Linked DNA regions of Mus musculus: all the other regions are linked to region 4. The links are chromatin loops, found by intact Hi-C in ENCODE. Cell type or tissue: heart. All regions are shown on one strand. Links, peaks and the distances in the headings refer to the core of each region. The heading gives the core; the rest is flanking DNA. Region 1 holds the start of Gm41453 (a long non-coding RNA gene). Region 2 overlaps Timmdc1 (translocase of inner mitochondrial membrane domain containing 1). Region 3 overlaps Gsk3b (glycogen synthase kinase 3 beta). Region 4 overlaps Gpr156 (G protein-coupled receptor 156). Region 5 overlaps Gsk3b (glycogen synthase kinase 3 beta).

Region 1 (5,000 bases), core at 1-5,000, 490 kb before region 4:
CTTTGTATCCTACCCTTAAGGTGAGCCTCTCATAGCATAGTGTTATGGGGTCCTCTTGGATCCAACATAACTCAAAACCTCAAATCAGCGCAGAAAAGAAAAGCTCATTGCAACCAAGCCACGACTGATTGATTGATCAGGAATGCAGAACAGACTGGGGAGCTGAACTGCAGCCCCGAGACAGAATGCTATAGAGCTTTTAAGCATAAAAATCACAAGCCATCACCATCCATGCCAAGTGCATTTTCCAGCAACCATGGTTCAGGGATAGGGGTCCTCCCTGGGAACATTCCTTTGTGGTACATGTATTTTGTTCTCAATAGTCAGTTTGCTCAGTCGTGGGAAGGTGGCTTGCCCAGCAGTCACTTCTAACTTACCAACCAAGATGTCACTCATCCAGGGAGGTCTTGGGAACTTTGTTTGACTCCCTATTCTAAATGGAAGTTTTATTCAAAATGACTTCAGTTTGGTTCCTTCTTACAATAGTATCTGGTGACTTTTATCTGAACTTTAACCTTTTAAAAAAATTTTTTTTTCGGATGCTGAAGGTTATGAAGTTATAAAAAAAGGTTAAAGCGGATGTTGGTCTTCTAATTTTCATTTGCTCAGTGTATGTGACTCCTAGTCTAGTTGATAGCTTCAGGGTGATTATGGTCAGATGTCTGAAATAGAAATCTCTGTTTTAAAACCCATAGTGTCCTAGAAATCTCTTCTAACCAACTACTCCATCTTTGATACAAAAGTGCCTTTTGGGGAAATGAGGATTGGTAAAAAACACTTATTGCATCTAACTTATCAAGTCTTTTTTAAAAAATAACTTTATAAAGGATTTATTTATTTGATGTGTATCAGCACACTGTCACTGTGCTCAGACACACCAGAAGAGGGCTTCAGATCCCATTACAGATGGTTGTGAGCCACCATGTGGTTGCTTGGAGTTGAACTCAGGACCTCTGGAGGAGCAGTCAGTGTTCATAACCACTGAGCCATCTCTCCAGCGCAACTTATCAAGCCTTAATGACTTCTTCCAAAGAAAGACTCTTCTTTCAGACCTTGCCATGCTACCTATCCTCTGAATGCAAAGATTAGAGAATCAGTCAGCAGTAGAGATACTTTCAAAGTAGTCAGCAATCATTGGTGTCTCCAAGAAAATAGAAAGTTTTGGAAAACCAACAGGGATTAATCTCAGATGCATCCTTCCTTTTTGAAACAGGGTCTTGTCACAGTCTCAAAGTTTCTTTGTGACGCAGTCTTTCTGTTCTCCTGTTTCAGGCTCATGAGTGCAGAGATTGGAGATGTGTGCCACTCGAGTTAGCTTTCAGACTGGATCTTAAGAGCAACAACTTTTTTTTTTTTTTTTTTTTTTTTTTAGGGCAGGGTTTATTTCAGTGTCAGCAACAGCTTAGCCATCAAAAAATTAAACTCTACCCAGGGCGACAGAAGTCTCTACAACGAGGCTAAGGGCTCAGTCGCCAGGCGGCAAACATCAAGGGTGCATGGCGGGCACTGCCCGGGTAATAAGTTAGGAAGCAGCAGTCTGATGGTGGCGAGGACCAGCTTCACTTCTGGGCCGGCATGAGGTCGTCGATTGCCTGACCCTGCTCGAGCCGCTGCTCCATCTCAATGAGCAGTTTCACTCCGTCCACCACCATCTGCACCAGCTCCACCTCCGAGAAGCTCAGGCGGTCAGCATTGGAGACATCAAACACGCCACAGACAGCAGCGGAGTCCACGCCACCTGTGCCTCGCTTCTGAAGCCGCAGCCGATTGAGCACCTCCGAGAACTTCTCGTGCTTCCCCAGGTGGGGCAGCTTGATGTGCACACCTGCCCGCAGTCCGGTGCCCAGGTTGGAAGGGCGTGTGAGGATGTAGCCCAGGTGAGGGCTCCACATGAACTCATAGTTCTTGGACTTGAAGAGAGTTTCGATTTGAGTGAGGCCGGTGCAGAATCGGGTGAACACTTCCTTCATGTTGCCCCCCTTCTTCATGGAGATGACCCGCAGGTGGTCCTCCTCGTTGATCCACACCAGGAAAGTCTTATTGTCATTGTGCCATATGCCAGCAAGCATCCGGCCAGTCGCGGGCCATGCTGGAGGCCAGCAACAGAGGCGACACAGGCTTGTCGAAGAGGAAGTGGTCGTCAATGAGCTGCTGCTGCTCCGCCTCGGTCATGCTCTTGATCGCATAGAACCTGCCAGACAGGTCGCCATCTAGGCTGGACAGAGCTTCTACTGCCAGCTTCTCGATGGCGCGGCGCTCCCCGCGGCTGCAGTACGGGGTGGGGTGGGGGAGCGGGGGGGGGGTGTAAGACAGAAGCCGCGGATGCTGCGGCCTGTGCGCACCAACGAGCTCAGCACGTAGTTGGGGTCCAGGTCATTGCCACCCTGCAGGTTGTCTGGGTTGAGGTAGGTCTTGTGCTCATCACTGGGCTGGTAGCTGCCGTGCCGCTCCTCAATAATGGGGTCGAAGAGTTCCTTGAATACGTCGTAACTCTCCTTGTCGCCTGCCACTGCACCCACTGTCATGATGTACGGGTGGCCCGGATTGTCTACGCCAGTCTGAATGGCGTCGTCCAAAGTAAAGCCGCTCGGCGTGCAACTGTCACGAAGCTCGGCATACAGCTCGGGGGTCAGCACCTTGGCCATATGGTTGTTGTGGCTGCTCAGATCAGGGAATTCATCCTCGGCCGGGAAGCGCAGCTTCTGCGTATTATGGCTGTTGGAGAAGGGTATGGCGAAGGCAGCGGGCGGGATGCCTGTGCTTGCAGCTCCTGGCGCAGCGCAGAAGAACGACCGAGCAACAACTTCTTATCTTTGGAATTTGCATGTCTAGAAGAATGCTAGGCATACAGTAGGGGTCCAGGATATATATATTTTTAACAGTGAGTGGCCAGAACATGATGAGAACATTTTTTTAAAAAGATTTAATTATTGTATCTAAGTACCCTGTAGCTGTCTTCAGACGCACCAGAAGATGGCGCCAGATCTCATTACCAGGTGGTTGTTAGTCACCATGTGGTTGCTGGAATTTGAACTCAGGACCTTCGGAAGAGCAGTCAGTGCTCTTAACCACTGAGCCATCTCTCCAGCCCGAGAACTTTTTTTTTTTTTAAATCTGAAGTTGCCATAGATTTACTGTAAATATGAGCAGAGATTAGACTGATATACTGAAGATGTGCTGAGCCCTACTTACAGTGTCTGGTCTTCTAGGAACTGATCGTGATAATAAAAATGGTACTTACTGTGCTTACAGAAGCATTTGATGATGACAACGATGACGACGACTGTTATTACTGCGCCGAATCCTGCCCCAAAGAGCACAAGTGTGTTCTTGCTATCAGGAGGGTCTTCTGGGGCTGTGGAAAGAAAAGAATCGGTTGTGATGTGCTTCCTCCTGCTGGGTTCCCATCCTACACCTCTTCAGTATGTACCTGTGGAGAATCTTTTACTTTGCCAGATCATCTCATGGACACACAATTGCTAGCATTCCCTTGCACTGTCCTATATCCAACGATATAGATATTGCACACGAAAAAAAGTAAACTGAATTCTTGCACCTACCGAGCTAACTTGGCATGGGGAAGATTCTATGGAGAAAGCGTAAAAGCTAACTTGTCTTCTTGGCTCATTTCTGTGGCTGCTATGGCCAGGCCTTATCGATGTCATAATCTAGATATACCTACTTATTCTCCTCTAGCTCTGCTGTGCCTCCTCCCGTTCTCTTGCATGTTCTCCTCACGCCCTCCACCTTCACTCATGTTCCACACAGTGGCTGCCTTAAGGTTTGGGAGGTGCTCCACATTCTCTTTAAGATTGATTGATTGATTGATTGATTTTCCTTCCAGGTTTAAGTTTGGGGAGGGTTAGGAGAACTAAGAATGACTAAGAATTGGTATTAAGGGATCATTCTGGAAGTCACTTTTGTGGGCTAGCTTCTAATGAGCTTCTAGATTCATGAGGCGCAAAAGAGGGATACAAAGACTGCCGAAGCAGGAGGAGAAAGAGGTTGGTGTGTGTTGCTGCCATCCAGTTCTCCTCACTGGGGGCAACAGCTATGCCATTTATTTCTCAATCTTTCTGGGAATAGCAACATCTGACAGCGATACCTTTTGACAGGAATATTAGCAACACCACCTCTCTGGCTTCTCTGGAATGACTTACCAGAAATTATTGAACACTAACTCGTTTTCGATTTTCCCCATTACCAAGCCTCCTGGGTGAGGTTTGGCTTTCAGCTTATTTGAGCATTTGACACCACGGACTCCCTTGTCCTCGGTTTCTCTGCTTTGCACTCCTGTTTCAGCTTGTTACACTCATCTTTCTTTGCAGGAACGTCTTCCTCTTCTCAGCTTCTAAATGCCATTGATTCTGTAGTGTTTGTGTGGGCGTGGTCTGCCTTTATCATCTAACCCACACTCAAACCTTGAAAGGCCACCTCATTTCTAAATTTGAACATTACAGGTCTTATCTCATTTATGGACCCCAGATGTATTATAGATCCAGCTGCTGGCAAAATGGTTGGAAGCCAGGTGATAAAAACTAAATTGACTGTTTTCTTTCTTTTTTTTTTTTAACATTTATTTATTTATTTATTTATTTATTTATTTTTATTTTATGTGTATGGAATTTGCATATATGTCTGGGCACAACAGGACAGAAGAGGGCATCAGATTTCTCTGGGACTGGAGTTAGCCACCACGTGGGGGATGGAAATCAAGGACAGCTCCTCTGGAAGAGTAGCCGCGCTCCTACCTGCTGAGCCTCACTGTGTCCTTAAAGCACATCACCTGCTGCCCTCATGTACCACTGCGGTGAGTGGTACCCCTAGTCACCTCAGCGAGAGTGACACATTCTCCTTGTTCCCACCTCCCAGCGGGCTTCTGTGGACTTCCTATCATCTAGCAGAAGACTCCCGATTCCTAGCCCCACCCCCATCACCTGCCGGAGTTTGGATCTTTCTTACCTGCCTCCTACTAGCCTCCAAATGCATCTCACAAATGA
Region 2 (6,514 bases), core at 896-5,895, 510 kb before region 4:
TGGCCTCGAACTCAGAAATCCACCTGCCTCTGCCTCCCGAGTGCTGGGATTAAAGGCGTGTGCCACCACGCTCGGCTTGCATGCAGTGTTCTTAACAACTGAGCCATCTCTCCGGGCCTTACCTTCTTACTTCTAATAGGATATTTTGAAACTCATTTCAGTGACAGTAGCAGCCAGGAGATGAATGGCGTGTTCTTTGAGTGAAATGGTTTTCCCTCTTCTTCCCCAGCACAGTGAACACTGGACTAACTGTGTATCGAAATAAAGACGCCATGAGCCATTTTGCCATTGCAGGAGGTAAGGCAGTTTTATTCTCGTTCACATTTTAATTTCAAGTATGTTTAGAACATATAGGATTTATGAATCTGAACTGCAGATTTTTTTGATTGGCTTCACACTGTATCTTTCTCAACATTCATACAAAATGTACTTATGAATAGCCTCATATTTGACCCTTGGTGGTTATTAAAACAGACAGATCTTCCGCTTTCATTAAACGTTGCCCATGAGGACGGGCAAAAACAGATCCTGTGACAGAAAGTGACAAGTAGGTGTGACATGGATATGACATGGATGATGTTGGAGGAGACCTTTCAGATCATTTAAGCTGCCACCGGCAGACTGGGAAGGAGCAAACTGGAGGACAGTGGGCTAAACAGGGCGTCAAGAGGGGCTCTTCCCAGGGTTCTGTGGAAGCAGGGAGCTGTCTCAAGCACAAGGCTGGGAAGTAGCTTGAGGTGAGGCTGGGCTGTGAAGTACAAAGATCAGATTTTCCCATGGCAGGAGTTTGGGTTTCTTTCAAGCCCCATTCCTCTAGCAGTGAGAGACCATTTATGGAGCACAGGACTGCTGACATGCCTTTTATCCCGGCACGTGGAGCTCTCTAGAGAGGAGCACAGGAAATGCTGTAGCCAGGAAATTGTTTAAAACAGTTACAGTCAGGGGCTTCTGTCACCGTTAGCTTAAGGATTTGGTGATGTTTGGGGCCACAAGTTCAAGGCTAATCTAGGCAGAATCTAAAAACTCTATACCTTTAAAAAAACAAAACAGAACCAGAGAGAGCAATGATAGGGATCTGTGTGTGCTCAGGAAAGACGAGTGTGGGCCCTGAAAGCTGCTCTTCTTGGTTGCTTGTAACTTCTTCTGGGCACAGAAAGTAAAAGCCAGGAAAGATAAAGTAAACTGAAGCTTACATGCGTCGTTTTCTAAGCCACGGACAAATGCGTTGGCTAAAGGTAGACACTTTAGTCACAGCTTACAAGGAATTGTTGACTGACTCTTCCCAGGAAGCAGACATGGAAATCATAAAACTCAGAGCAGACATCAGTGCCCGTGCTCCTCAGGAAAACATATATACTGGATCTAGGCAGGCACTCCTGGAGAAGCAGAGCGTGTGAGGGGTGCGGTTCAGCTCCAGGGCTGTCTGCTTTCAAGCTGGGACTCCCAGCTCACAGCCATAATCCAGCACTTGGAGGATGGACGCAGGAAGATCACAAACTCACACTCTTTCTTGTCTGCATAGAGTTTGGCGCTAGCCTGGCCCACATGAGCCTTTGTCTCAAAAAGATAAAAAGTTCATTTTCAACAGTATTAACAGCAAGACATGGAAAAATGGGGTGTGGGGTGGGGGTTGGAAATTGCTACTGAAGGAAACTATCTCTTGGACAGACGTGACAAAGGATCAAGTAATGTCAAAGTGTAATGGTAATGAGTCTTCACGTACAGATAGATAAAGATAGGAAATTAGACAGTAGTCAAAGTAGCTGGTGTTGCTAATGCAGCGGTGGGAGTTAAGTAACAGTTCACTGCAGGACTAGGGCTAGGACTCAGTGGGCAAAGCACTTGCCATGCAGATGGAAGGGCCCGAGTTCAAATCCTCAGAACCCTGTGGGAGCTAGATACACAGCATAGGTGTCTGTGATTCCAGCGTTCCCACTGGGAGATGGGATGTAGAGACGGGGGGTCCTTGGACAGTTAGGGTGGAAAAACAACAGAGTGACCCTCGTCTTGAGAATGAGGAGCCATATCTGAAGTTGTCCTTTGAACTTTACATACATGCTGTGGTATATATGCACACATGCACATGAACGTGCATCATACACAAACACAAATGTACATTTTTACACTCACAAAAGTATTAAAAATTTGCTAAAGAACTCAACTGTAGATTTAAGCAAGCAGAGGGAAGCATCGTCCAGGCATGGTGTCTTCATAGCTGTAAACTCAGCGACTGGAAGGTAGGGGCAGCAGATGCCTCATGCTTGAGTGCAGTGTGGGCTGGAGAGTAGCAGAATGTGTGGAAAACAGTTTTTGTTTTCTGTTCTTTAAGAAAGGGTTTCTCCATGTAGCCCTGGCTGTCCTGGAACTCACTCTGTAGACCAGGCTGGCCTCGAACTCAGAAATCCATGTGCTTCTGGCTTGGAGCCATCCCAAGTTCTGTACTACCAGCCCAGCTATAAATTTTTTTTTTTAAGGAAGACAGTTGAAACAAGATCAGTATAGAAAAAGTAAATGAATATATAATAGTTAAATAGAAGTATAAACCTCAAACTAAACACCTAAAGTTTTTTACCACCTAAGATGGCATTAGTTGTAAAGAGGAAAGATAGCTGGGATGTATTAGTGCAGTTGGTGGAATGCTCCCGTCCTATGCACTGCTCTCTGGGTTTATTCCTCAGCACCACACACACTCTAGGTGGTGGTGCATGGCTACTGTACACTCAGAAATAAGAAAGTAGAGGGCAGAAGGTCAGAGGTTCAAGGTCATTCTCAGCTCCCTGCTGAGTTTGAAGCCAGCATGGGTTATAAAGCTGTGTCCTAGAATTGGAATTCTGGTGAGAAGAGGTGCACTCTGTGTATTGACCAGCAGGTGGCACTGTATGCTAAATGCTGCCTCTGCAGGTCTGCCTGATGCACAGTTTAGTACCCTAAGCAGTACAGACCAGTGAGGCTAGGAGAAGGCATAGTCTTCTGGGGCAGGTGAAGGGCTTTGTTGTTACTGTTGCTTGTTGTCGATGGTCGGGCACTTGGAAGGCAGAAACAGGCAGAACTCTTGTGAGTTCGAGGCCAGCCTGGTCTAAAGAGCAAGTTGCAGGACAGCCAGATCTATACAGAGATATTTATCTGGTAGGGGAACAGAGATGTGGGGGATGAAAGAGGTGAAAGGTGTGGAGGAAGGTGAAATAAACTGTCAACTTTTAAGAAGAAATGGGAAAGAAAAGACTGGGATTAGTGCCATAGGAGGGACTGAGGGTTCATACTTACAAAATGTTTTCTTTCTGACTGTAAAGCAGGCAGAAAGTTACCTTCATGGCTGTTACTACATCATTCATGCTGGGTTCAGAAAGCTCACTTACAGGTCTGTGTTTTTTGTTTTCTGTTTTTGTTTTTTTTAAACATTTATTATATGTAAGTACACTATAGCTGTCTTCAGACACACCAGAAGAAGGCGTCAGATCTCATTACAGATGGTTGTGAGCCACCATGTGGGTGCTGGGATTTGAACTCAGGACCTTTGGAAGAGTAGTTGGTGCTCTTAACCACTGAGCCATCTCTCCAGCCCGAGGTCTGTGTTCTTACTGTGAGAAAATAGAAGTGCAGCATCTAAAGATGATTTAATATTGTTTTCTTTCCCCTTTTTAATAGCTGTCACAGGAGGTCTTTTCAGAATAAACTTAGGTGTTCGAGGCCTGGTGGCTGGTAGTATAATTGGAGCGTTGTTGGGGTAAGTGTTCACTTGGTTTAGCCTAACTGTCTGTCTACTAAAGAGAATAACTATAAAGAGCAAATTTAGTCCTCCGAGACTTTAAAAGATATATGTCTTATGTCAACAAGGGCTGTGACTATTCAATTCCTTATTGGAGGGGGGAGAGGTTCTGAGAGGATTGAACCCAGGACAGCCAGAGCTACATAGTCATGGGGCTCTCTGTTCAGTTCCATTGCAGCTCTTTCCCATGTGATGAAGTAGACAGGTCATGTGAACATCCCGTCAGTCATCCTGTCCCCAGCTGTCTTTGCTGCAGTGCTTTTGACACTGCCTTGACATCCTTGCGCCTCGGTTTTTGGGAAGGCGCTTACAAAGACAGTCTAGTCCTGCCATCCTCGTGTTTTCCCGTTGACGTTCTTCTGAGTGGGTTACCCTTCCTCTCTGCTTTCCTACCCACCCACCTTCCGACCACTCTGTCAGGGTTGGGAGACACTGTAAATTACGGTTTTCTTTTCTGGAGGGAGGGGACAGAGAGGTTTGAGATGCTCTGTAGGCTAGGCTAGACTTGACCTTGTTATCATCCTTGATTTCCTGAGTGCTAAGATTATAAGCATGATATATCATGCATAGCTAGATTTATGGACTTTACAGGTTTGTTTTTTTTTTTGTTTTTTTTTTTTTTCAAGACAGGGTTTCTCTGTATACCCTTGGCTGTCTTAAAACTTATTCTGTACACCAGGCTGGCCTTAAATTCACAGAGATCTGCCTGCCTCTGCCTCCTGAGTGCTTGAATTAAAGGCATGTGCCACCATGCCCGGCTGATATGTCTCTACCTCCCCAGCACAGGAGTCCCCTGTCTCCACCTCCCCAGTACAGGAGTCCCCTGTCTCCACCTCCCCAGCACAGGAGTCCCCTGTCTCTACCTCTCCAGCACAGGAGTCCCCTGCCTCCACCTCCCCAGCACAGGAGTCCCCTGTCTCCACCTCCCCAGTACAGGAGTCCCCTGTCTCCACCTCCCCAGAACGGGAGCGCAGGCACATGCTGCCACACCTGACTTTTTATATGGATGCTGGGCATCCAAGCTCAAGTCTCCTCTCCAGGCCCTAATGAAGTTGTTTTGTTTTTTGGTTTTGATATTTATTTATTTTTATTTCATATATATATATATATATATATATATATATATATATATATATACATACATATATATATGTATGTATGTATCATTAGGTCCCTTGGAAGCAGTATAAATTAAACCTGGGTCCTCTGCAAGAGCTATAAGTGCTCTTAACTGCTGCCCCTAAATCAGTCTCTTAGGATGGACCTGGTGACATAGCAGCTGTCAGGTATACCAACCAGACTCTAGAGTATGAAGATGTTTAATGACTCTGTCCCTCAAAGCTAGTAGTTTCCTTCTTCCACCAAAGGATTCCCATCCATGTCTTCCTCTCCAGGGCTGGTGCTATATGGATAAACTAGTCCTTGCATTTCCACTCTCTGTCTGTGTGTCTGTGTGTCTTTTTAACTACGTATTGATTGTGAGCTTCCATCATGCTCCCCAGTCTCACTTGTCTCCCCACCCCCTGGTATCCACCCTTGCCCTTGCAGCTTCTTCCTCCCCCAGTAAAAAGCACAAACAAGACAGGAAATACAGCAACACACAGAAAGCACCGTGGAAGCTGTGGTGTGTCACAGTGTCACACAGTACACCCCTCTGCCCACACACCTTCGTTTGCAGATGTTCACTGCAATGAGTCATCGTTCTGGTTTGAGATCTCTGGCTTCTGTGACACCCTCAGTATTGGATTCTCAGGAGGACTCCTCCAGGTTATCCTGTGGTTGTCCTGTGTCATGGAGGTCCTGCAGCTTTGGATCAGTAGGACTGACCTTTACATGTGCCCTAACGGTTCACAGAAGATACAGAAGTTAGGGTGGCCCAACTCAGAATCCTACATCTAGACCAGGGTGCTAGCTGACCTGGTCAGCCCCTGGCTACTTGTCTTCTATCTAAGCCACCCAGTGCTGCCATTGGCAGGAGGCAGGGTCAGCTCTCCCACTCTCATGCCCTCATGTCTCCAGAGCCAGTGCCATTGTGCCCAGTCAAGGTGTGGGGCCCACTCTCCCAAGTGCTGCTCCTTCTCTCATGCTGTAGGAGCTGGTTCACCCACTCCCTCTCCACCAGGATTAGCTCTATTGTGCTGCCCAGGCTAGATGCAGGGTCCACTTTCCCACCAGTGAGAGGCAGGCTCAGCTTTCCCACTCTGTGACCTCTGGGCCAGCTCTCCCAACTACCACAGGAGGTGAGGGGTAAGGGGTGGGAGGGCATCACCCCCTTTCCCACCCCACATCACAGCAGATGAGTGGCAGGGCCTGCTCTCTTATGTTCACACCCACTGGACCAGCTCACCTGCTCCCCCTCCACCAGGGCCGACTCTACTGTGCTTCCCAGGCGAGGTGCAGGACCTGCTCTCCTGAGTGCTGCAGCCAGCGAGGGGCAGGGTCAGCTCACCAGCTCTCATGGCAGAGGACATGATTTAACAAACAAACAAACAAACAAACAAACCATTTCTAGATCTATTGCTGTTTTATACCAGTCAAAGAAACTACAATGATTGTTTTCCTTCATTGTACAACCCAGGAAGAATATTACCTTAAAATTTTCTCTGTACCTGACCGTGCTCTGCTGTAGATGATTAGGGCCCTCCTGTGTTGAGCAAGCTAATGACTTTGTCCTTGAACTTTGTGTTCTGCCCTCAGCGCGCCCATGGGAAGCTTGCTGATGGCCCTGGAGAAGTACTCCGGTGAGAC
Region 3 (6,514 bases), core at 918-5,917, 140 kb before region 4:
AGCCTGATCTACAAATTGAGTCCAGGGCAGCTGGGGCTATTAACCTTGTCTTGAAAAATAAAATAAAATAAATTTAAAAAAGAAAGTGACAAAACAAAAATGTCAAAGATTAAAGTCTGTGACATCTAAGTGACTGAAGACTCACCACTAAGTTACATTGCTTTGTGTACTACATTAGAGCACTATTGACACACAAAACCCAAAATCCTCATGAAAAACTAAAAATCATAATACACCTGTCACATTAGAAAAAGAGATAAACCACTCTGCCTAATACTAAAATGTCTTGGAATATATGGCTTAACAGTTCTTACCCTAGTTACATGACACAAACCATTAAAATAAAATTGGTCTTTAAAAACTGTCACCATCCCTTAGGTTGAACACTAGAGCAGGGGCACTTAGCTAGCACAGCTCCAAACCCTCTTGCCAGACAGAGACTCTTGTAGCTCCCTGCTGTTTACCACAGTAGAGAAATCCGAAATATATCAGTCATAATACACCTCTCATGAAAATCATGAAAAGACCTTGTGCAATGTAACAACCACGTTCCAGTCAGCAAGATGGCTCAGCAGGTGACAATGCCTGCTGTGCAAGGAAAGAACCCAGGCTGGAAAGTGGAAAGGTCCTCTGCCTCCACACGTGCACAATGGAATACATGATGCTCACACCCATCACACACACACTTATACATAAAAAAACAAAGACCGTGTTTCACTGGAGGCTGTTAAGTATAGAATACAAATGTGGAATGAACATCCAAAAACTCAAAAGCCCAACTCAAGAATAAGAATTTAAGAGATTCTAGCACTGTTGTTTAATTTTATATGCAATTATGTGAATTAATAAATCTTAATGCAGTTTGCTTATTTAGCAAAGCCAATAATTTAATGGGTCTTTTTCCTTTTTTAATTAATTTTTTAAATTTCATCTGCATTGGTGTTTTGCCTGCATGGAAATCTGTGAGAGGGTGTCAGACCCCCTGGAACTGGAGTTACAGGCAGTTGTGAGCTGCCACTTGAGTGTTATGGATTGAACCTGGATCCTCTGGAAGAGCAGTCTGTGCTCTTAGCCTCTGAGCCATCTCTCAAGCCCTTTCTTTTTTTGTTCTTCCTCTTAAAGAAGCCAGTTCTTAAAATCCAGAGTTGAGAAAAAGCAACAGGTTTTTAGGGACTGTTACTATGTCCCACAACCAGGAGAATGGCCCTGAAAGCATCCAGGTGCTGCTCCCGAGACCTGAAGCATGCAATGAGGTTGGCAACAGCTACACATAAAACTCTCCCTCTGCCTCAAGACCATGGTCTCCATGTATGGCACACACTGACAGGAGTGCAACATGCCATCTGGGGCTGCCGAGAGGCTACCAAGCTTCCACTGTGTAGAGGGAGAGTAACACTAACTATCATTTCTTAATCACGAAGGGAAATAACAGTAATTTTTAACTAAGATTATGGTTGTCAGAACGAGAAACACTGGCTGCTGTCAATTTTCAGGTTAAAAAAAAAATCAGCTCTATCTTAACTGCCTAAAGAACAGCTATTAAAGCAAGACATTCTCCTAAAGTAAACAAACTGGCTTAGATACATGAACAACATAAAAGTCACAAAGGGAAATCAAGAACCTCAGATTGAGACAAATTCTAAAATCTCACAATGAGATTCAACTCTTCCTTGGGGACTTTCTACACCACAGCGTCATTGTTCACAGACGCTGGGGCAAATGGAGCCTAGGAAGACAGAAAAGGAACGCCAGGAAATCAGATAATGCGGTCAGTCCTAATGGGCAGCAGCTTAGTCCAGGGCAGTTCCTATGCAAACCTTTTATTAAAAAAATGTTTTTCAACGCCACATAATCCTATGTAACGCATTAGGGTAAGCTAAGCAAGCAGAAAGAGTGACCTGAATCTGTGTGTCTGAAAGGGCTGGCCTGTGCTGCACCATGCTCATTTACTGCATGCAGCGCTGGCTCTGAACGCACAACATGAGCACTCTGCGCTGTGCTGCCACAACACAAACTGCCAACAAGGGATACCACCTGGAACACCTGGATTCAGGTTTAAGACTAGTGTACGTTATGAACTACAGTGGTTTTTACTATACATATAAACACATATAAAGGTTTTTGCTCTTCGACTTTAGGGAGAGATGACTCAGAACCCACAACTGTATGTATGCAAAGCTCCCAGCTGAGGTTATGTTCCACGGTCACAGAAGAGCCACAGCAGGAGCTCGAACAGAGGCATGCACTCGTGCTCGTGCCTGGGCATGTGTTCTAGGAGTCCATGTTTGGGAAATGAAGAAGCTACCTGCAGTGCGTGGGTTGGCTCACCTCGCTTAACAGAATCCCCACAGACTTATCCAAAGGCTCATCTCTCAGATAATACCAACATCTGTCAAGCTGTTAATACTACGTCAACACACTTCTACCATGCTATACTATGTATTTATGCAAAGCAGTATTCTCAGCATCGATCATTATATAATCAAGGTATTCATCAACTATGAAACCTCTGAAGTGGGGGACCAGTGGTACTGTGCTTACCTCACATGTAATTCTGAAGAAATTCTGTATCATGTAGTAGCAAGTATTTACCGATTTAATTATTTATGTAAAAACAAACATCTATGTCATTAGTACAAAAACTTGATTTTGTCTTAGTAAGTGGGAAAATTATACCTATAATGAATTTTCTGAAATATATTTGACTTGTTAGCAGTAAATGTACACTGTATTATGTATATTTGTTTTAGAATTTTAAAACGTCACTATGTTCTGTGTGTGTGTGTGTGCTCCTGGGAGTAGTTTTTCTCCCACCACTGTGGGATCCAGCGGATGAACTCACATCATTAAGTACAGTGAGCGTCCTTACCCACTCAGCAATCTTACTGGCACTGTACACCTATTTTCTATATTGATAGACCTGGTATTGCATAGATTCGTTTCAAACAAAAGGGGGTAACAAAGAAGGAAAAGTTTATAAAGTCCTGAGACCCTGCAATCAATTACCACCTAGGTCAGACAGGGAATAGGCCTTCCCTGGTGGCCTAACAGGACCACTGTGACTGACCCAAAAGGAACAGTAACAGAACTGGCATAAACCCTCATTTGTATGAAGGAGGGTCACTTTTTGAGCCAACTAATTAACACTCCTGTATTGCCTCCCCTAGTGCTGCAACATTAGGCTCAATAAAAAGATTTTCCTGAGTGGGCTTTTCTTACCTGCTTCTAGTGCAGCAATCTGCACTGGAAGCAGCAAGAGGTCAGCCAGTGACATGAGAGACAGGACAGTGGCCGCAAAGTCGGGGCAACAACAGATGCAGCAGTACAACCCACTATAGAGGGTGCAGTTTCCAGCTGTTTTGAAAACTGCAGAGGAGATGAGCCTACTAGCTGAACTGCAAAACCAAGGAAATGCTGCCCCTGCCTTGAAGAGCAGCAGAAGCACGGAGCTGCCCAGCAGGAATCAGACAGTAGAGGGCGAGCTAAGCAGCCGACAGGCAGAGCTTCAAGAGCACTCAAGTGGCCAGGTGCCCTTAGTTACAGAGGCTATGAAACAGGTTACAGCCAACAGCAACAGAAGCAGCAACTGGGGTGGGGGTGGGGAATGGAGAATGGGGATGGGGGTGGGATTAACTACCTCCCAAGCAGTGGCAGTCATAGTAGCTACAAAGCAAGCTATAACAGTAGCTGCTGTAAAGAGCTGAGAAACCCAAAACTTAGGTACATAAGCTGCAAAGCCAACTGCCAAGAAAGGCTGGGGAATTCTTAAAGAACCATAACTGTTCCAGTAAATAGGCCTACACTGGAGCTACAAAACAAAAGGTGCTACCCACTTGTCTTAGTCAGGGTTTCTATTCCTGCACAAACATCATGATCAAGCAGCAAGTTGGGGAGGAAAGGGTTTATTCAGCTTACACTTCCACATTGCTGTTCATCACCAAAGGAAGTCAAGACTGGAACTCCCACAGGGCAGGAACTTGGAGGCAGAAGCTGATGCAGGGGCCATGGAGGAATACTGCTTACTGGCTTGCTTCACCTGCCTTGCTCAGCTTGCTTTCTTACAGAACCCAGGACCATCAGGCCAGGATGGCACCACCGACCATGGGCTGGGCCCTCCCCAGCTGACCACTAATTGAGAAAATGCCTTATAGCTGGATCTCTCGGAGGCATTTCCTGAACTGAGGCTCCTTTCTCTGTGATAACTCCAGTGTATCAAGCTGACACACAAACCAGCCAGTACGCCACTATTGTTAGCCTGCCTGCTGTCACTGCTGTCAAACACTAAGACACTGGAAGGAAGGAAGGAAGGAAGGAAGGAAGGAAGGAAGGAAGGAAGGGAAGGAGGAAGGGAGGGAGGAAAGGAGGAGGGGAGGGAGGGAAAAGGAAGGAGGGAAGAAAGGAAGAGAGGGAAGGAGGGAGGAAAGAAGGAAGGGAGAGGGAAGGAAGGAGGGGAAGGAGGGAACAAAGGAAGAAGGGAAGGAAGGGAGGAAGGGAAGGAGGGAAGGAAGGAAGGAAGGAAGGGAGGATGGGAGGGAGGGAGGAAAGAAAAGAGGCCAAGACCAGTACTTGAAGAGCTTCTCCTTGCCTGCCCACTTTCCAAGTACAGTCGGAGGACTCCACCCAGTTTACAGGTAACTAACCCCAGGTTTGGAAGCATCCAATCTACTGCTGTATATTTGTAATAGGGAAGGGTGCCTCAGAGGGTTCTCCTGAGGAAGCTGCGATGGTTTGTAAATTCTTGGACCAGGGAGTGGCACCATTTGGAGGAGTGGCCTTGTTAGAATAGGTGTGACCTGGTTGGAGTAGGTGTGTCACTGTGGGTGTGGGCTTAAGACTCTCACCCCAGTTGCCTGGAAGTCAGTCTTCCACTAGCAGCCTTTGGATGAAGATGTAGAACTCTCAGCTCCATGCCTGCGCCATGCCTGCCGGGATACTGCCATGCTCCCACCTTGATGATAATGGACTGAACCTCTGAACCTGTAAGCCAGCCCCAATTGAATGTTGTTTTTATAAGACTTGCCTTGGTCATGGTGTCTGTTCACAGCAGTAAAACCCTAAGACAGAAGTTAACCACTCACTAGGTAGTTTGGCTCTTTTAATGCTACACTATATAGAGGGTGCTCAATAAATCATACTCTCTGAATCCTGACTTACTGACGTCCCTGTCTGCTGTGCTCTTTTACCTCTGACTGTGACCTACTGCGGTGCTTATCACAAAGTGCTATACTTAGTAAAAGTATTGGCCCCTTAGTTAAGAGCTCTTAGGAAAACAGAGGTTATCTTGATCATTTCCCTCCTGCTTATTATTAGCACAGGATTTAGCACAATCAAAGTCCTCAGCAAATGTTTGTCTCAGGATTAGCGGAGGCTGTTCCAGCAGCAGCACCGCTACACTTGGAGGACTGACTGACTCCACGCCTCACGGACAGTGCTTTCACTTCTTCCTACGCTTGCCACTGCTCCGCTCCAAATCCCGGGGTTAAAGCACACAAACGCCTTCAGGATGGCAAAATATGATTCAGGACTTACTGGAAACCGGCAGCATTTGCCACATGTGGGTTTGCAGAGTCCAGAAGAGTTGCTGTTTCCAAACTCTCTCCCAATCATATGCGATGGGCTTTGCTGTTATAGGAGACATCGCTGTCCAGGCCCAAAACCTGTGTTCAGCAAAACTAAACCTTCACAGACTTCACAGAAAAGTCTGGTAACAGGATCTACCAGCTACCCAGAATTTTACTTGGAAATAGCTATACTTGTTTTAAACTAGTTTTAATTAACATTTCTATCTTCTTTTAAGTATAATTGTACTTTAAATCAAGCAATAATGTCAAAATAAAAATGAACTGCACTAGTTTAATTCTGAACTTAAATATTATTTTACAAAATTTTTAGCTAATTTTTTCAATCAAACCAAACCGAAAATGAATAAATATTTGACTCGATCTAATCCCACACTTGAAATAATTACACCATAGATTTTAGAAACAAGAATCTGATATCGGAAAGGTATGCGTGGTGTGCCCAAGCTGCTCTGACTTTAGAACTCTGACGTTTACATTTCTGATGTGCTTACCAAACTGCACACCTGAGAAGCAAAGGTAGACAGTCAGTACCTTTTTTTTTAAAAAAAAAAGGCTAATTTTCCAGATTACCAATGTAGTAATACACGATACACAGCAGGAAAGAGTTACTTATAAGTACTTACAGTAAAAAAACCAAAAAAATTACTTTAAGATCTATGATTCTGAATGAGAGTTTCTTGCCCAGCCACAAATCCAAAAGAAAGACAGAAAAGGTTTCACAGAACTGGTGAATCTAGTTCTAGCGCTTCCTGAGTGCAGCATCAGAATTAACACTGCCCACGTTTCACAGTGGATTTGGTCTGTTAGGACTTACCACTCAGCCTTTTCATCACTAATGCCGCCTGCCTTCTGACAACCCAGTGACACAATGTAGAGACTCACTCAATTCTGTTTTCCACAAAAACAAGCACTAAAGATAAGCACACTTCTTT
Region 4 (6,514 bases), core at 738-5,737:
CCTCCTATCCATCATGGGTTAAATTAAATGTATACTTAATCGATAGCCTTTTGTTCTGCTCGACTGTGAACTCCGTAAGATGAGAAAGCGAGTCTGGCTTGCTCATCAGCGTGTAACGCTGTGACTAGTCTTCACCTGTCTGTTGTAGGAGTGGGATGGGTGAGGGTCACTGGGGTGATGTTGAGGGAAAGTAGAAGAGTGACTGGGGCAGAGAATATTGCCAAAAGGAACATGTGGAGTCATGAGGGCATGAGGGGTCATGAGAACATGAGGGACCACGAGGGCATGTGGGATAGTTCTCACATGGCTGGAGATCCCTGCAGGGAACCTGCTAGGCAAGGTGTGGCTTACTTCTGTTAGGAGCCTCTCCATGCAGCTCTTCTCATCTCTCAAGTGGCAGCTCGGGTCCTCATCGAACTGGCCGTGGAAGCTTTTGCTGGGAGTGCTGAAGTATTTGGCCATGTGTCTCATTGTTTGGTTTTCTCCTTCAAATGCCTTCCATTGCTTCAGCTGTTAGTAAAGAAGAACACATGTTATTTATTTAATTACACACCCAGAAACACTTCCCTTGCTCTTTCTCATAAATACCAAGGAATGACACAGTCACCAACACACTCAGGCACAAGCTGTTTACTCCCCAAAATGCCATTTCCTCTGCAGCATTCATCGATTGCTGTGACAGAAAACATGGAGAACAGTCAGGTTTCGTGTTTTAAACGTGTCTGAGGATAAGATGGAGTATGATACAGAACACCCTCTCTGTTGTTAAAGTGTCGAAGGAAACAGGAGGAAGGACATGTCTAGAATGGTATTCTAAAGCTCTCATTGGAAGCCGACTAAACCTGAATGTGTCTATGAAGCTAATCTTGGTCATCAGTCAGTTGTTGAGGAGTGCTGTGTTTTTTGATATTGAGAGTCCAGTTCATTGTTGGAGACTTTTCTAAGCCAGATTAATGACCAAAGCACAAATAGAAACCAACTTATGTCAATGAAAACAGAATGTTTGGGCTGGAGAGATGGCTCAGTGGTTAAAGGCACCTATTGATCTTCCAAAGGTCCTGAGTTCAATTCCCAGCAACCACATGGTGGCTCATAACCATCTAGATGGGATCTGATGCCCTCCCTCTTCTGGTGTGTCTGAAGACAGCTACAGTGTACTCACATAAATAAATAAATAAATAAATAAATAAACAAACAAACAAACAAATAAATCTAAAAACCCAGAATGTCAGCACATGGCCATATTTTCTGACAGGGAAAGTGAGGACAGGAATGTGACTTTTCCAAGGTCACACAACACTTTTGACAGACTCACAACTGTAACCAAAACCACCACAGCTTGGATTCTCATCTAACTGATGAAGAGACAGATTGTTGGGGATCGAGAAACTGTCCTTGGGGAGCGATCTGGGGAAACATGGTCTGGCCCACTTTTATAATAACAGGGGTGATCTAGCAAATCATCAGACAGGAGTCTGGTGCGGAGTTTGGGATGCTGTGTCTACCTAGTGAGTACCACTGATATGAAGGACACGGTCCCTAGTGGTAAAGGTAGGAACCTTTTACCCTCTGTCTCAGCTCCCCTTATGGGGACATCTCTGCAGGGATGCCAAGGATTGGCTCAACACAGGCATAAGGCCATATCAAGCCTTGGGGCTCACGTCCCCTAAGCTGATGGAGCCACATTTTGACCAAAGCTCTCCAACCCCTTTTGGTCCCTCCCTTCTGAAGGTCCCAGTCCTTGAGACTTGACTCTGTATTTTCTGGGATATCCATTACTCAATCCTCAAGGGTCAAGGTAGTTCCTCCAAAGGACCAGCACATTTTTATTTCTGGCCTCTGGGTGATGTGGATGCTATAGGCTGGGTTATAGCTCTTCACAGTTCTTCCTTATCTCTGGGTCCTTGGAACTTGTTGACTGTAACCTAAGATGGCAAGTAGAATTTTGTGATGGTGATGTTAAGGCTTGGGGATGGAACAATTATTCTGGAGTATTCAGGTGGAGTCAATGTCATTACCAGAGTCCATATAAGAGAGAAGGAGGAGCCTGATGAGGGTGGTGGCGCACGCCTTTAATCTCAGCACTTGTGAGGCAGAGGCAGGCAGATCTCTGTGAGTTCCAGGACAGTCAGGGCTATACAGAGAAACCCTGTCTCAAGAATGAGAGGAGCTGGGATGGAGAGAGGGAGGAGGGCCAGAGAAGGTGGAAAGAAAGAGAAGGAAGGGCAGCCATTAGAATGCCCCATTGCTGGGTCTGAAAGGGAAGGAAGGGCCTTAAAGAAGGCAAGTAGTCTTTAAAAGCTGAAATAGTCAGGAAATGGAGTCCCCCCTTTTCTGAAAAAAAAAAAAATTGTAGATCAGGTGATACCTTGGTTTCAGTCAAATAAAGCCCATTTTTGATACTTGCCCTACAGAACTGCAAGATACTACATTTGTTCTGCTCAAAGCCATTGGCACCTATTAGAGCAGCCACAGGAACTCCTGTGGGAGTACAGCGTCATCTGTAACAGGCCACGCCGTGCTCCTAGAAGCTCAGAGCTGCAGAGGATCCAGGGGATCCCAGGTTGGTTCCCAGCACAGGAATGGTGGCTCGCAACTGTCTGTTCCGTTCCAGGGGATCTCGTACTCTGTTTTGGCTTCTGTGGGCACCAATAATGCACCTGGTACAAAGACATACATGCAGGCAAAACATTCATACACATAAAAAAATACAAATAAAGTCGACTTTAGCAAAGAGGCAAGATGGCACAGTGGGTAAGGATGCTTGCTGCTAGGCCTGGTGACCTGGGTTCAATCCCAGAGACCCCCCCCCCCTAGTGGAAGGAGAGAATTAACTTCTCCTTTGAGTTGCCCTCTGGTCTCCATCCACGCCCATGGCATGTACACACATCATACGCCCATGCACATATACGTATGCATATGCACACACACATACACACAAGTAAAATAATTTTTAAAATGATAAGATGAAAAGGGATATTCCGTCCTTGGAGCTCCTCCCACTATTGGGAGCTCTTTCTCATATTTTGTCTTATCTCTTCCGATCTGCTTGCTGCTATTCTCTCAAGACTGTCCTCCAACGCTCGTTTGATGTGAAGATGCCACAAGTTTTAGCAAAGTCTGGGGAGGCTTCCAAAGCATTCAATGCACATTGTAATTCTTCTTATGAATACTCCCTATGAGACTTAAGGAGGCGAAGGGCCCTGTGCTTCACCACATGTCCACAGTGGCTAAGATGTGACCAAAGGATACCTGAATAAGTGAAGGAAGCTTTTCTGTACAATTCTCCAGTCTTGTGGTTCCTAGATAAAGGGGACAAATCCTAAGTGTGTCGTGTACGCTGGGCAGGAAAAGCAAATGTCCTTGGAATTTTGTCTTTCGGAACGGAATGGAAGGGTGGGGGATGGGAGTTGGGGGATGGGTCACGCTCAGGTCGCAGAAGCAGGGGTTGTCTAATGGCTGGCGATGACCTCAGCGCTTGGCATCAGATACACCCAGGCATTTCCTGACAGCCCATGTGTGTACAAGCTTTTTGCCTTATATTCGCTTCACCCTGCTCTCTAGCGCTGCCTAGAGACGCTTCTAAGTCACAGCAGATCTGAAGGCTCTGGCCAGCCGGGGACTCATCTCCCTGCAGCTACCAACCGATCCTCTCCCAGGTTCCCTGGGACACTCCCATAATGTGCTCAGCTGTCTCACCGCCCTGGGGACTCAGTGTGAGTCTCACAAGGAAAGCCATGCTTCTGCCAAACATCTTTGGGCCAGAGATGAAATCAGTTTAGGGACAGACCTCGGTCATTTTTCTCTGATGAAAAGAACTTAGACCCTAAATCTACAATACTATAAGATATGGTTTAGTCTCATACCATGGTCAGTTTAAGAGGGAAAAGAGAGAGAGAGAGAAAGGGAGGGAGGGAGGAAGGAAGGGAGGGAGGGAGGGAGGGAGGGAGGGAGGGAGGGAGGGAGGGAGGGAGGGAGGGAGGGGAAGGAGGAAGCAGAATGCTTGTGTCTGAGGCTCAGGATGCACAGGGTTAGAGCGAGGAGCAGAAACCAAACTAGGACCATGCAGGGAGGTTGTGGATTCCCTCCATTTTCAAAGGGCATTTTGCTCAAATCAGAAAGCCTTTCCTTTAAAATTTCTTGGTGATAAGTTCTTTCTCCCCTTCTCCCCTTCTGCCTTCCTCCCCCCCCTTCCCTTCCTGTTTCCCTCCTCTCTCCCTCCCCCTCCTTCAGAGATGAACTTCGCCCCTAGACCGATTCTTCATATTCTTTATATTTTTTAATCAGTCTCTTATTTTTCTCTGTCTTTTGCTTCCTTCATTTCTTAGCTCAATACTTTTGTAGTGTCCAGATTGCCCACTCAGTGCTTCAGTTCAACCTAACATCATTTTTTTAAATCCCTGTTCAATATTTCATCATCTAAGACTAGATTCCTGGCCTTGTGGTTTACTTTTGTTGAAAAGAGGCAATGTCCTTGGAATCCTATTGACCAAGCAAAATAAATAGCTTGGAACATTTTCTACTGCGGAAGAAGGCATCGTCACGAAATCTTCAGAGGCTTGTTCACTTTTGTACCTGTGTGTTTTCCTTAAGAGACCTCTCCTCCTGAATGTATACCCTTACATGGAAGGAACTAGAGTCTCCTAGTGTAATAAATATAGTTTATTGATCATAAGCCGACTGCCATCACACCAGACATTACATATATTCAAGGCAGAGAGAACATAAAAGGGATATATCAACAGTCTCAGCCTGCTCCCCGTCGCCCCCAGGACAGTACAAAGTCTGTCTCTCAGAAGCCTTCTAGGCAACCTCTAGTGTTCCAAATGATGTTCTGGGGACACCTCTAGCTGTAAGGGAGGCTGACAGAGCAAATGCTTAGTTCTTTTCTAGGCAAACAAGAAAGGAAAGGAGCAGGGAAAGAAGTCTAGGAGGCCCAAAAGTTTCTCTTTGCCTCCCATCTCCCAGGAAGAAGGACCCCCACCCCCAGCCCCAACCCCTAGCCACCCCACACACACACCACCCCCACTCTTCCGGCATCCCAGACAATGAGCCTCTATTTCTAAGGGGCCTTCTTCAGCCCAGTTCCTACAACAACAAGATGCTGCAAAAGTTTCTCTGCTTATGGTACAAAGGCTGCACCCAGCCACAGAGACTCATGTAGATGCTCAAGTCCCCACCCCACCTCCTCCCGCCCCCCACCATGCTTATATTTGGTCGAATGTTTTGTTGAGAATTAGTGAGCAGAAAGGAGACTGGAGTGCCCATGCATCCGGAAGTTGACTGTAACCTTCTATCAGTCAGCAGTGGAATGAATCATTAGTTTTCACTCCAGGAAGGGGGATCAGAACGGGGCTAGCCTCAGGGGGAAGAAGAGCAGGAGAGAAAACGAAAACATCCAGTGGCTAGGTCGTTAAGGTGATGGATGAGGGCCTGCAGCCCATCAGCTCAGAAAACAACCACCAGCACTTCCCCTGGGCTTAAGGGTTCCTTCTACCTCTCTATGCCCGACCTCTGCTTCCGCCCTCCTTTATTTGATTTTATTCTTAACCTCTGCAATAGGAAATACATTAAAACCTCTCCCTTTCATAAAAAAGGAGATTCTGTGTTTCCCTCCAATAAGAAGAAAGGGAAAGCTTACTATGTAGCCAAGGATGGCCTTATCTCCTGCCTCCATCTCCCAGGTATTGAGATTATAGGGGCACACGACCACACCTGGCTAGGAAAACCATTCCCTGTCATGAAGCAGACATTTTTCTATGAACCTGCAATCCCAAATTAGAAAGGGGAGGGGGGGAAGGCTATTCTCTTGAAAGTTAGCCTGGGCTACACTGTAAGTTCCGAGGCTACGTATCAAAACATTTAAAAAGAAAAAAAAAGTCTTTTCTCTTAGACTAGTGAAAAAAAGAAAAAACTATCTCAAGGACTGAAAAGACACAAAAGAGGGGTTGATCAGAGTGGGGGCTGGGTGGGAAGTAGGGGTGAGGTCACCTCAAAAGACAGGCCCCACCATGGTAGTCCTCTTTGGCCTGACTAGGAAGCAGAACTTTCCTCTTCTAGGCACCGAGGAGGTGCAGAGGGGGCCCCAGCCCCTTCTTCTGACCACCCATCGTACCCCACGAAGAACCCTGGCCAGCACTCTGAGCATACCTGGGGAATGAAGACACAGCAGTTCACAGTGGTTGTGCAAACGAAGATACCTCCGGATGTGAGTCCAAAGACCAGATTGGGCCAGGAGTGCAGGTATCTGGTGACCACAAAAAGCAGCCCAGCGGTGAGGAGCAGGAGGTTGACCCCGACCATGATGGTTAAGGACTGGTTCACTGGAGGAGAGCTGACATGGTTGGTCAGGCCAGCCAGGTAAGCACCATACAGCAGCAGCAGCCCCTGCAGGAGGAGCAGGGACCAGAGGCACAGAAAGGGGGGACCACAGGTCACAGTAGTACCACTGGGGCCAGTGTCCTCATCAGTAACACTGGGCTAATAATATCTTTATTTTAAAAGATTTATTTAT
Region 5 (6,514 bases), core at 619-5,618, 200 kb before region 4:
CAAAAGTAATAGGTCAGGAGTTGGGCATGGTGACTCACACCATGCCCAATTGGGAGGTAGGGGCAGGAAGAACAGAAGTTCACAGCCAATCTCAAGTATAGAGTTCAAGGCCAACCTGGACTATATGAAACCTTGTTCAAAGACACACACACACACACACACACACACACACACAGAGAGAGAGAGAGAGAGAGAGAGAGAGAGAGAGAGAGAAAGAGAGAGAGAGAAATGGTTTATGTAATAAAACATTTACAAATCATTGGCATGTGTTCTCCAGGTAACACGGCACACATCAATCCTACAGCCCATTAATCTCAGACCCTGTGTAATCCACTAGTCATTTGAAGGATGGCTACACCCAAGTGTTCATTTCCTTGTGAGAATAAGGAAGAGGTGATTACACAGTTTAGTTTTTTTACCTATGTGGTTGATAGTTTCTACTGTTTCTCTCTCTGGTTGCTTCAGGGGTATTTTGTATGCATCTCTCTAGCACTATCACAGTCTACTGTACACTTTGTAGTGACAGATACAACCCTCTTAACCATATTCACTTGTTGCACATGGCTGTTTTGTAGGAAACAAATTGAACCCTGAAAGCATCTTTAAGAGGAACCACCTGTCTCAACATAAGAGGTAAAACAGACAAATGAGGAAATAGCAATCTAAACACAATTAAAAATATGGAAACAAACCTCAGGAGAACTCTAAGTAGGTACAGCTAGAGGAGATTGTCTCTCCCGCTTCCCTACGAATACAGCATTGAATGTGGAAAGTGAAGCACTCAGGCAGAGATTCCAGAAAATGTGTATAGAAAATGCTCAGGTGGGTTGGTACCCAGGGTGTACTTCCCACTTCTCGGAGGTGAAAGGGAGGGGCTGGGAGTAGGGGCAGCATGAGGTGGGGCTAGGAAGAGAGGGGGGCCTGCAGTCAGGATGTAAACTGAATAAATAATTAATTAAAAAAAGAAAATGAAGAGCTATATTTTTAATCCTAGAACAATGTCTAAACAACACAAGGAAATATTAACTTGAAAAGTCGTGGCAGTTAGTCCTTACTGTTGCCTGGGTAGGATTTACTATGAGGGGCTTCCATGAGCTGGGGTCCTGGATGAACTAGAGGAGAAAGCGGGCTAAACCACAGCATCCATGCGCTCTGCTTCCCAGGTAGGAATGGAGTGTGAGGGCTGCCTCAGGCTCCTGTGGCCGTGCCTTCCCTGCCTCGACTGGACTGTGTCCCCTGACTGGGAGACAAACCAAATCCTTCCTTCCATTACTGTCAGGTGCTTTGTCTAGGTCAGAAATAACTGATAAAAAAGCCGGCAGGAGCAAGGCCTGGCGGCTCACACCTATAGCCCCTGCTCTCAGGACACTGAGGCAGAACTGCCAAAGCTGACAATAGACAGGGTTACAAAACAAGTTCAAGGACAGGCAGGGATAGACAGTAATTCCCTATCTCAAAATTAAAACAAAGCCAACAGAGCCCCTGAGGCCACTGACATAATAAAAACACCAGGGCTGACACAATCATACAACATAAATTAAGGACTCTTGAAAACACCTTGATGGAGAGCGAGGAGCTGGTGTTCATGTAAGAAGATCCACGAGGCAGGCAGATGGGACAGAAGCAAACTCTATTCACACTGGCAGCTAAGGTAGAAAACAGTATGCTGATAGAAATAAGGGCTGCTCAGTGAACAAAGGTCAAGCTAAAAGTCTAAAACCTAGGGAGACCCCATGACAACAGAGCAAAGCCAACACCACAAGGAAAAGACATTTTAATAACCACTACAGCTCAACTTTGAAAGGCCTAGTTGTCACATTAATTTTTAATAGGTTTAGAGAGCATTTTACCTGATTTAACACAGCTAATGTTTTAAAATTGGACAGCTTAATTTTTTTCATTTTATGGATAGCATATTTAATAAGGACCGTATCACTTCAGAAACAGAATGAAGTTCAGTTGGATTTTAAGAAATAGGATTATTTTAATCTCCAAGAAACTTTGATGAAAGATACCTATTCACAAAAAAGAATACTTACTTATGAATTCCGTATAAATGAAGTCCCTCAACAACGTGAACTCGTCACTTTGCTCTATGCACTTTTCTCTAAGCACGGCAGTGCAATGTCCTAGTGAGCTCTTAATTGCCAACCTGACACAGCCTCAAGTCACCTGAGAAAGGAGTCTCAACTGAGGAACAGCCGGGATGAGACTGGACTATGGGGTATTATATGGGACTGTTCGTTGACTGATCCAGGAAAGCCCAGCCCAATGTGGAGGCACCACTTGCTGGGCAGGCAGGTCCTGGGCTGTGTAAGAGAGCCAGCTTAGCACGGATCTGCCAGTAAGCCGCCAAGCAGCATCCTTCCAAGTTTCTGCTGTACATCTTTAGCTATGAATGAGCTTCCTGGTCAGAGGTAATGCTGTGTGAGAATGGAGTAAACAGGCTTGTCACCAAGTTTCTGCTCTGACTTTCCTCAATGGCAGACTGCGACCTGGAAGTGTAAGCCAAATAAATTCTTTTCCCCTGAGGAGCTTTCGGTCAGCGTATTTTTTGTTTTGTTTTGAAATCACAGCAACAGAAAGGAAACTAGAATATTCACGTAGTAAAAGAGGAAGGAGAAATAATACTTATCACTCAGAGGTGGAATCACACTTCTATTGTAACAGAGTTTATGATCTGTCCATCTATGCAGAAAGTATCTTTTCTTCTGCCCATCATTCTATACTGTAGAGATGGGCAGGATGAATGGAAAATCAGGGATCTATCTGCTACATCCCTTTGGGATGTTTGTTCATCCCTTAAACAAAATCGTTTCAGCTAGATCTGGCATTGTCTACATTTCTTACAATATTTTTTCACCCACGAGTAACAAATTGACCCCACATGGAAAACATCAAAACAGATGCCAAACTGACATCCTGAAGTAAATAAATAAATAAACAAACACCACAGAAAGTATCTATAAAAAGCTCTGAAAAGGGTGTTTCTTGCATAGGTTTTTTTTTAAAAAAAAAAAAAACCAATTTTCTTATTTTTTGAGATAGTTATATCATTCTCCCGTTCCCTTTTCCCCCTCCAAACCTTACCACTTCCCCCACCCTTTCAAATTTCATGGCTTTGCTTTAACCTTTCACACATAGACAGGGACAGGTGTTGGGGGGGCGGAGCACACAAGAGCACTCAGTCAGAACGATGTTACTTGTATTACACATTGTCAGAGATAACCATTTGGACTGGATATCAATTAAGTATGCTCTTCCCTGAGAAAGCTATCTCTCCTGCTCTCAGCATTCCTTAGTTGCCTGTAGCTCTTAAGCTAGGGTTGAGGTCTCCTGAGCTTCGCCCTCTATGGCTGTCTAAAACCGACTGAACAAGGACTACACTACATCACAAGGACAACAGACAAAACAACTACAATAGGATACAATGCATGCAATGCATTACAACTACAATACTCAGAAGGGATTAGTTGCTTTTTTATGGCTCAACACCAGAGGGCACCAAACTTCAAAGAAGGAGCTGCAGGTGTAGCCGTTTTGTTTAAGCTGCTGTGTAGTAAAGAAACTATATTAGAACTGGTACTCCTCTGCTCAAAATCCTGCAGTGGCTTTCTAACTCCCTAGAATATAGTATGCACCTACTGCCCACAGCTCTAGGTTCCTCGTTCCTGGTACACTCAATCTATCAGCCCTGCATTCACAACCACAAGCTGTATTTAAAACAGGCCTGTCTTCAGGTAAACTGCTAAGCATTACCTTCCTCTTTAAATAGTTTATGTGTTTCCATGGTGAAGACTCAGTTCAAGGGTTAGATTCTTAAGAAGAAGCCTTTCCAGATAGCACTGCAACAGAAACCCAGCGTCTGCACACTGCTCACACTGCTCAGTTACCAGAGATGACACAGCCCACTCCTTGGTCTCGCTTGTTTCCTCTAAACCTACCTTTGAGCTCCTTCAGTTCAACAACTTCTACATTCCAGGCCCAATCCCAAGATAAAATCCTTCACTAACTCAATACACGCAGCTACAAGGGTGTATACCCTGAAAGACTTTCTAAAAGGATAAGGGGTGTGCTGGCTAGTTCTATGTCAACATGACATAAGATAGTGTCATTTGGGAAGAGGGACTCTCAATTAAAAACAATACCTCCATAAGACTAGCCTGTAGAGAAGTCTAAAGTGCATTTTCCATGGCTGAAGATTGAAATGGGAGGACCCATGTCACTGTGGGTGGTGGTACCACTGGGCTGGTGATCCTGTGTGCCATAAGAAAGCAGGCTGAGCAAGCCATGAGCACAATCCAGTAAGCAGCACATCTCCATGGCCTCCACTTCAGTCCCTGCCTCTAGGATGCTGCCTTGAGTTTCAGCCCTGACTTCCCTCAGTGATGGAGTGTGGCCTGAGAACTGCAAGCTGAAATAAAGCATATCGCCATCCATTTATTCAATGATGATGACATCACCATCTGTTTCTTGAACGATGACACAGGCTGGTGTCATTCACATCTTGGCTACGACAAACAATGCTGCAATGACTATCCGAGGGCGCAGCTTTCACACTCTCAAGTATTCGGGATAGATACTCGTGCAGGAGGGGACTTGATCATGCTATAATTAAACATTTGTCTTCTAAGGAACCTTCAAATATTTTTCCATACTGTCTGTGCTAATTCACAGTTCCATGGATTGTATAAATGTTCTCTCCTCCACAAAAGTGTAATAAGAAAGATAGATTCCAACTTTATTCTTCTGAACATACATACCCAGTAGTCTAAGTACTACTGCCTGTAATTACGGTTTTCTCACAGTGAATTCTCTTAGAATACATGTCAAAAAAAAAATCAATTGGCCATAAATGTAAAGATTTATTTCTTGGCTCTCAATTATATTCCATTTCTATACGCATGCAAGTTCTACATTCTCTTACTTACTGTAACTGCATGATTAGTTTTGAAACTAGGAAGTGGAAGCCTTCTAATCTATTCTTTATTAGAACTGTTTTTAGCTATCAGCCTTTGCTTCATAAACTTGGAAACAAGTTCTGTCCTTCCATAAAAAGGTAACTATTCTGTGATTATATAAAAAAAACCATATGAGCACCAAAGTAAAACCATTCATCTGCTATATATTTGCAGAAACAAAACATTAAAAAAATTCCAGGTGAATCTCAGCCTAAGCAGAATATTCAAGAAAGGGCAATGTCTGAAAATCTTGGGGTAAACAAACCCCCAAATGAATACTATTTCTGTTTCTGCAATTTTAAAAGTAGGAACCAGAGGGGTTAAGGACACCAAAGAAAACTCACAGAATCAACTAACCTGGACTAACTGGGGCTATGGAGAGGGAACCTGAATGGGTCTGACCTAGGTCCCCTGCATATGGTTGTGTGTACCTTGGTCTTCTTGTGGGACTCCAGGGAGCAGTAGGAGCAGGGCTGTCTCTGACTCTTCTGACTGGTTGGGGATCCTTTTCCTCCTACTGGGTTGCCTCTTCCAGCTTAATTAAGGAATGTGCCCAGTCTTATTACAACCTGATAGGTGTTTGGTTGATACCCATGGGAGGCCTGCTCTGTTCAGAAGTTCTGAGGAGTTGATGGGAGTGGGGAGAGGGAGAGATTGGGATGAGAAGAGGGAGGGGAAGCTGAAGTTGGGATGTAATATATGAGAGAATGATAACAAAAATGTATCACTCCCTTTGAGATACACAGGAGGTCTCTGTATCTAATGCCTAGTTCTTATTTCTTCTAAGAACTGAACACCAGTTCAATAATCCTAGCGTAATACTGGAACTAGGACTTCTTTCATGTTTCTCTTGTATGTATCACACACATATATTTAAAAAGTACAAAGGGTCTCATAAATACTGAAGAGTACTTTGTACATTTGAAAAAGCCCTTCTCCAAGATTGCTTTGTCCTTACATGATTTCTACCACTTGTTTCTAATCAGTAAGAAGAAAGCAGTATTGTTGACAAAGTTAAGAGTTCAGCCTGAAAGTGCAAGGCCAGCATTGTCTATAGAGTGAGTTCCAAGATAACCAGGGCTACATGGAAAACCCTGTTTTCCAACACAACAACAACAACAAAAAGAGGTGACCACAGTGGTCTCAGCTGTGAAACCCAATTCCAGAGAGTTAGGGAAGATGACCTCTTCAACTATATTTGGACCCAGTAGCTTTAAATCCCTATTTTTCCTGATATTAAAAGGAAAAGCAATGTTAAATTATGACACAGATCTTAAAATAATCTGATCACGTGGCTGGAAAGGTGTCTTAGCACAGACTGTTTTCCCAGACGTTTGATTCCCAGAACCCATGTGGCAGCGGCTTACAATGATCTGTAATCCTTCCAGTCTGAGAATCCAAACGATCCAACACTCTCTACTAGCCTTGGAGAGCACTATGAACACATGTAATACACAAATGCACATACAGGCCAAAAAGAGGGGGGGGGGGAGAGAGAGAGAGAAAGAAGGAAAGGAAAGGAATCCATACAATAAAAATAAATCTTTAAAAAA

Evidence for each region. A loop is a pair of places that touch in the nucleus more often than their neighbours do. Peaks named below come from ENCODE experiments on the same cell type or tissue, not always from the same donor. Only the 100,000 strongest peaks of a DNase experiment are listed, where the experiment ranks them.
Region 1: it touches region 4 in a loop (2.8-fold over the local background); 3 of 42 quality-filtered maps call a loop at or near these places.
Region 2: a loop joins it to region 4, with 2.8 times the contacts of the local background. A loop is called at or near these places in 4 of 42 quality-filtered maps.
Region 3: it touches region 4 in a loop (5-fold over the local background); 9 of 42 quality-filtered maps call a loop at or near these places.
Region 5: a loop joins it to region 4, with 6 times the contacts of the local background. A loop is called at or near these places in 25 of 42 quality-filtered maps.

What each region holds. Positions count from the first base shown.
Region 1 is chr16:38,480,975-38,485,974 of GRCm38, reverse strand. Cd80 (CD80 antigen) reads right to left here. Exons shown (of 5, transcript NM_009855.2): 4 at 3,242-3,355. Gm41453 (a long non-coding RNA gene) reads left to right here and starts at 3,092. Exons shown (of 3, transcript XR_876066.2): 1 at 3,092-3,422; 2 at 4,461-4,528; 3 at 4,652-5,000. It also overlaps the pseudogene Ck-ps3. In heart, for the core only: a CTCF peak has its summit at 2,966 (motif pointing right); DNase peaks (open chromatin) are centred at 2,144 and 2,604; H3K4me3 peaks cover 1,457 bases; H3K27ac peaks cover 441 bases; H3K27me3 peaks cover 270 bases.
Region 2 is chr16:38,502,622-38,509,135 of GRCm38, reverse strand. It overlaps Timmdc1 (translocase of inner mitochondrial membrane domain containing 1), which reads left to right. Exons shown (of 7, transcript NM_024273.2): 4 at 230-297; 5 at 3,646-3,724; 6 at 6,464-6,514. Among named protein-coding and RNA genes, the nearest start is that of Timmdc1, 17 kb to the left of the region's middle. In heart, for the core only: a CTCF peak has its summit at 2,866 (motif pointing right); no DNase peak of the experiment used is centred there.
Region 3 is chr16:38,134,461-38,140,974 of GRCm38, reverse strand. All of the region lies in intron 1 of Gsk3b (glycogen synthase kinase 3 beta), which reads right to left. Among named protein-coding and RNA genes, the nearest start is that of Gm25617, 20 kb to the left of the region's middle. In heart, for the core only: a CTCF peak has its summit at 3,456 (motif pointing right); no DNase peak of the experiment used is centred there; H3K4me3 peaks cover 344 bases.
Region 4 is chr16:37,991,873-37,998,386 of GRCm38, reverse strand. It overlaps Gpr156 (G protein-coupled receptor 156), which reads right to left. Exons shown (of 10, transcript NM_153394.2): 8 at 6,151-6,387; 9 at 352-510. Among named protein-coding and RNA genes, the nearest start is that of Gm36225, 6.9 kb to the right of the region's middle. In heart, for the core only: a CTCF peak has its summit at 3,574; a DNase peak (open chromatin) is centred at 3,516; H3K4me3 peaks cover 772 bases; H3K27ac peaks cover 1,355 bases.
Region 5 is chr16:38,194,465-38,200,978 of GRCm38, reverse strand. The region is part of intron 7 of Gsk3b (glycogen synthase kinase 3 beta); the gene reads right to left. Among named protein-coding and RNA genes, the nearest start is that of Gm25617, 40 kb to the right of the region's middle. In heart, for the core only: a CTCF peak has its summit at 3,492 (motif pointing right); no DNase peak of the experiment used is centred there.